2 separate regions of the Homo sapiens genome follow, and region 2 is linked to region 1. A link is an interaction called in ENCODE POLR2A ChIA-PET data of the cell type or tissue named here. Cell type or tissue: CD4-positive, alpha-beta T cell. All regions are shown on one strand. Each heading gives the region's core, and the rest is flanking DNA. Links, peaks and the distances in the headings are about the cores only. Region 1 holds the start of H3C6 (H3 clustered histone 6). Region 2 holds the start of H4C8 (H4 clustered histone 8).

Region 1 (2,915 bases), core at 166-2,665:
GCACAGTGGCTCACGGCTATAATCCCAGCACTTTGGGAGGCCGAGGTGGATGGATTACTTAAGGTCAGGAAATCGAGACCAGCCTAGCCAACATGATGAAACCCCGTTTCTACTAAAAATACCTCCACCCCACCCCCCCCAAAAAAATAAGCCGGGCATGGTGACAAGCACCTGTAACTACAGCTACTCTGGAGACTGAGGCAGGAGAATCGCTTAAACTCGGGAGGTGGAGCTAACAGTGAGCTGAGATCACCCCACTGCACTCCATCCTGAGTGACAGAGCAAGACTCCTTCTCAAAAAAAAAAGAAAGTCAGTCCTCAGCAGCAACAACCACATTTCAAATGCTCAGTAGCCACAACTGGTTTCTGACTGTTTTATCACATAACACAGATCCTATGGGAAATTGTGTTCAGGTATGGAAATAGTGATGGAAATTACTGATTAATACAAGTGAGCTGCTAAGTTCTTATGTAATCATGTAAATTTTGCACTGACTTCTAAAATAAAGCTTTACACATATTTAGAGATGAGGATTATGAAAGGAACTGAAGGTAGGTTCCAATGGCAAAACACCGGATTGACAGATTTAAGAACACTGGGGAGGAAATAGAACTATGGGGCATAAAGATGGAATTTCCTTAATGGTTCTCACTGACTGTGACCTAAAGTTTATCTTTTGATTTTGGAAACATTTTTTAGATGTAGATATTAACATTCTAATAATAGAAATGAAAAAACTAAAATGAAAATGAGAAAACAGAAGATAATATCAATAAACAGGTCTTGGGCCTCAGAAGATGAGATGTAGGGAGTGTGGAGAGGAAAAGCACAGGGGGTGCATAGCTCTCATTAACAAACGGCCCAGCCCACAAATACGTAATCATATTATACAAAAGGATTTCAGTTCTTCCCTTGCTTCCTATGAAACAATTTTGCCAACATACCTAACCGTTTTACCGTGATTTAAAGTGTACAGAATTTTCTTTTTCTGAAAAGGAGAGAAGCAAGGGACTCATATATATTTCAGATGTGAGATTGAAACGCACGACAATGTGTAATTTCAGTCAAGACTTGCCCACGAGTCCTAAGATAATTCAAATTTGCAAAATAGACACTAACTTGAAAGGTGCAATTGTATCAATCCTGTGGTTAGCAGAATTTTGATGAATGCCCTAAAATAGGGCAGGTTTAACAGAATTCAGGGAATGAGCAGGAATGCACAAAGCATCCTTTGTCTCCTCTCCACTCCAGCTTGCAGACATCCGCGGGCATTTGCGGGCAGTGATAAATTTGGTTTAGCCGTTTCCCCTCCCTGGAGGACGGGGGCTCCAGCATATTCATGATGTCAATCGCCTTGGACTACATGCCAGCGTCATTGCGAACCTGCTACACTTTACAAAATAGCTTTCCAATGAGAAAGAAAACCTACTGGGAAAGAAAAACAAAAAGAAACTAGACCTTGCAACGGGCACGCACGCGCACTATCCCTCTCTGAAATATTTATAGTACGCTTACACAAACGCGAACTTGTAAATCAAAACTCTGCCTGAACCAAAGTAGCCAATAGATTAAAAGTATGTAAATTAGGAATTCCCAAACTGCTCTTTTTATTGGCTAGGAAAAGAACACCTTACAGGGAATCCGATAGGTTAATTCACAATAGTGTTAGGCTGTAATGTCATTCTTTAAGAATCTTTTCCAGTAAACATTTGTTACTTTTTCAAAGTAATTGGGAGCTGTTGAGTGTGGAAGCGAAAACCAAGTTAAGAAGTCCTGTTATTTGGGTGAGTCCAGTTCCTATAAAAGTTCTGTTGGATGTGTCTTAAATTGTTCGGTGCACCTCAGCTCTCTCCCGCAGGGATCCGGAGAAACTGCGCCATTGTTGTCTTACAGAGAAACAACCTTCTAACACTCTCTTCGCCGCCATCTTTTTCAAGATTTTAAATTGAAAATACTTTTTTTGACGGCTCTTGCCATTATGTCTGGACGTTTTAATTTCAACAAAACGAAATAATAGTGTTAAGTTCTTTGAGTCAAACCCGATATTACAGAGGTAGGGATTCCAGGATATTAGAATTTTACTATAACACAAATGAAACACAAAGTTCCTTATGCTTAACAGTGTATCTTAGAAAACCTTGTTTGAGTGAATTAGCCTTGTACTCTATAATGAAACGAGGAATCATTGAGAGATACTTAGGCAACGGATTTTAAATGAGTGAATAAGGAAGGGAAAAACTTCAGGAAAATGCAGAAAAAAGCAGCGGAGATTTTGGAAAAAAAATTCTAAAGCACTTTCTAACGCAAACACATTCGATTTTTTATAGCTAAACAGGATAACAGATCAGTCTATTAAGTTAAATGATCAATGTCTTTGCAGGTCATGGTCTACGTGAAACATCAAAGAAACCTGTAACGGAAAACGACTTGTTTGAAAGAGCCAGTTCTCTATCCAAATTTACCAATCAGAATCTTGCACTGAAAAAATAAACCAATCGTGAATCTCTACGGCCACTTCCGGAATTTAGCAACCGATCACTAACAGGGATCGTCCACAATCCAATCAGAGTGATTCTGTTCCTATATAGAGGGGCAAACCAATCTTCCTAACTCATTTACTTTGCAGATGAACTATGGCGCGTACTAAGCAGACGGCTCGTAAATCCACAGGCGGTAAAGCACCGCGCAAACAGCTGGCCACTAAGGCAGCTCGCAAGAGCGCTCCGGCCACGGGCGGCGTGAAGAAGCCCCATCGCTACCGCCCTGGCACCGTGGCTCTGCGCGAGATCCGTCGCTACCAGAAGTCTACCGAGCTTCTAATCCGGAAGCTGCCGTTTCAGCGCCTGGTGCGAGAAATAGCTCAGGACTTCAAGACCGACCTGCGCTTCCAGAGTTCCGCGGTGATGGCGCTGCA
Region 2 (2,915 bases), core at 113-2,612, 62 kb after region 1:
TGTACTTTTTCAAAAGGCGATCATTGCTGGTTAAGAATTTAAGTTTTCGTGGCCGGGCGCAGTGCCTCATGCCTGTAATCCCAACACTTTTGGGAGGTCGAGGCGGGTGGATCACGAGATCAGGAGTTCGAGACCAGCCTGGCCAACATGGTGAAACCCCATCTCTACTAAAAACACAAAAATTAGGCGGGCGGCTGTAATACCAGCTATTCAGGAGGCTGAGGCAGGAGAATCGCTTGAAACTGTAAGGCGGAGGTTGCGGTGAGCCGAAATCGCGCCACTGCACTCCAGCCTGGATGAAAGAGCAAAACTCCGTCTCAACAACAACAAAATAAGTTATGGTGATGTTTCTATATTGCTCACTAAGCGGTACCCTACCTTTTAATATTTTCGTAATATTCAAAAACACATTTTAAGTCTATTGGAAACAATACTTGCAAGCTCTCAAGTGAACATTTATATTGTTACCCCACACTGCCTTTTGTAGACGAGTTTTGTCACCAAGTCAAAAGCAGCAGCGCGCACGCCGCCTGGACTTGGGTCTGCGATCCTACTCACGCAGATGTGTTGCGCTCACGGATTCGCCTTGGTTTAAGGCCCGCCGTCTGGGTGCGAGCTTTCTTTGTTTTTAGCCCTTCCCGCCATTTTGGAAAGGGTAACTTGCAGTCTCTCCGCGAAGTTTCCAACTTCTGTAGTCTTTGAGAACCTTACGAACGCTTCAAGCTTAAACTGAAGGAGGAAGGCCCACGGGAATTATAAACTGTCACAATCCAGCTTACTCACTGATATCTAGTGTTAAAATGCCACAAGAAAGCTAAACATATTCAACATACCAACTTCCCTCAAGCAGAAAACAGTGGCTTTAAGTACTTTATGCCCAAATCCTAAACATGCGAGATTAAGCACGAGTAATTAAACGTTACCTGCAAATCTACACATGTGCACAGTAACTACTTCTCAGCAAAAATCTGGAACAAAGCAGGATAACAAGATGTCTGCTCTTTTATGAAAAAAGTGGGCGGCCCTGAAAAGGGCCTTTGGTTGAAAATGAAAATAAGAGTGCAGCAAGCAGGAGCCTTAGCCACCGAAGCCGTAAAGAGTGCGTCCCTGTCGCTTCAGCGCGTAGACCACATCCATTGCTGTCACGGTCTTGCGTTTGGCGTGCTCTGTGTAAGTGACAGCGTCACGAATCACGTTCTCCAGGAACACCTTCAGAACACCACGAGTCTCCTCATAGATAAGGCCAGAAATTCGCTTGACACCGCCGCGACGAGCAAGGCGCCGGATAGCTGGCTTAGTGATGCCCTGGATGTTATCGCGCAAAACCTTGCGATGACGCTTAGCTCCTCCCTTACCCAAACCTTTTCCACCTTTACCACGGCCAGACATGACTAAGCAACTTCTAAAACCAACTTAAGAAACCTAAACGCCAAGGCAAAGCAACGCCCTTATATGCCGGGAATTCGGACCTAATTGAAGACTGAAAGCGCGCATACCGGAACTTTGGTCCTGCTTCTTGGCCCCACCCCGCATAGCCCAGCCCTGGATGACGTCACCAACGACTCCAGCCTTTGGCATCTGAGCGCCGGCTCCGCGGAGGCGTCTCTTGCAATTGCTGGGAAATAGGAATGAGAGTTTTAAGGCTGTTTTAACAACCAAATCAGATTAAATAAATTAACATGTTTAAATTGTTATCAATTGTTCCTTCAGTTGCTTTAGGACGATTGGAGAGGAGCCTCGGTCCACAAGACCGGAAGCCTGAGGAGTGCAGCTTTGTCCCCAAGGTCACAGTGACTGGCTTTCTGCTGCCGGCTGTAAAGCACATGCGGACCGAAACCCCCCTTCGGAAGTGTTTGAAAACTGCAAGATTTCACCCTCTCCATCACCAAGCCAAGGGAAACATAACCAAAAGGGTTTTCTTCCCGATGGCGAAGGCATGATAGGTTAGTGATTCGTGGTAGAATTATTGCCCTCCGCGCGGAGGCCTGATTCTATTCCCAGTTTGTTCTCTTCTTTCCCTGCTTATTAAAATTTGTAATTGCCATTTAAATATCTAACTGCCCCTCACAACTGCACCCAGTGTGTAGGTTTCGGGGTGGGGGTTTTTTTTTTTCCTTTTTTTAATTTTATTGAGACAGGGTCTCGCTATGTTGCCTGCCTGGGTCTTCCAAAGTGCAGTGACTACAGGCGTGAGCTACCGCGCCTAGCCCACCAGTGTATTGATATTTATTTTTCTATCCCTAGTTTTGTTTTCTGTTTGATTCTGGTGATTCCTTTTTCCAAAGTGAGTTGGCAACCTGTGGTAGCCAAAGAAGTAGGCAACTGCTCGTAGGTTTTTTCTTAAATTACGAGGTAGTCTGAACGCATCTCCTGTAAGTAGTTAAGAGTACTGTGAGACCGTGTGCCTGGCAGAACAGCAGAGTGGCGCAGCGGAAGCGTGCTGGGCCCATAACCCAGAGGTCGATGGATCGAAACCATCCTCTGCTAGGTCCTTTTTTTTTCTCCCCCCCCGTCTATTTTCCTGAGGATCCCTTTTTTTTAAGTTACAGTTTTTTAGGTTAAACAATGACGAAAGAAAACAAAATGAACCCGAGTATTTCTTTAATTCCAGAATTACAAGCATTTCCGGGAAATAATGTGAAACTACAATCTCTGCATGTACAATTTTGATTTTCATGGACACCCAAGTGTCATTAATCAATATGTCATCTGTAAACAAAGCAAATTTCTCTTGTTTAGAGGCTATACCACTGTTGCAGCCAGTTATGACAGTTGTAAGTTAACCTGCCAAGCAAGGAGAATGCTTACATAAACTGAGTGCCAAGGGTGGGGTGGGGTGGGAGCCCAGGAATGGAGTTTTATATCTTTTGATACATAATTCAGAAAGCACTATTTGCCAAGTAGTTAAGGCAATC

The links. Peaks named below come from ENCODE experiments on the same cell type or tissue, not always from the same donor. Only the 100,000 strongest peaks of a DNase experiment are listed, where the experiment ranks them.
Region 2: POLR2A ChIA-PET joins it to region 1 with 48 read pairs; 34 of 35 experiments call an interaction of 5 or more read pairs at or near these places.

The regions. Positions count from the first base shown.
Region 1 is chr6:26,222,521-26,225,435 of GRCh38, forward strand. H3C6 (H3 clustered histone 6) reads left to right here and starts at 2,615. Exons shown (of 1, transcript NM_003532.3): 1 at 2,615-2,915. The coding sequence starts at 2,635. RefSeq lists an enhancer at 2,625-2,915. In CD4-positive, alpha-beta T cell, for the core only: no CTCF peak of the experiment used is centred there; DNase peaks (open chromatin) are centred at 261, 861, 1,531 and 1,871; H3K4me3 peaks cover 1,911 bases; H3K27ac peaks cover 2,072 bases.
Region 2 is chr6:26,284,111-26,287,025 of GRCh38, forward strand. It overlaps H4C8 (H4 clustered histone 8), which reads right to left and starts at 1,424. Exons shown (of 1, transcript NM_003543.4): 1 at 1,016-1,424. The coding sequence starts at 1,389. The coding sequence ends at 1,078. TRX-CAT1-2 (tRNA-iMet (anticodon CAT) 1-2) reads left to right here and starts at 2,416; the gene lies at 2,416-2,487. It overlaps LOC124901287 (a long non-coding RNA gene), which reads left to right and starts at 1,570. Exons shown (of 2, transcript XR_007059520.1): 1 at 1,570-1,943. RefSeq lists enhancers at 265-1,000, 709-1,908, 1,001-1,736, 1,115-1,274, 1,425-1,814 and a silencer at 2,155-2,204. In CD4-positive, alpha-beta T cell, for the core only: no CTCF peak of the experiment used is centred there; DNase peaks (open chromatin) are centred at 571, 1,191, 1,331 and 2,391; H3K4me3 peaks cover 2,495 bases; H3K27ac peaks cover 2,285 bases.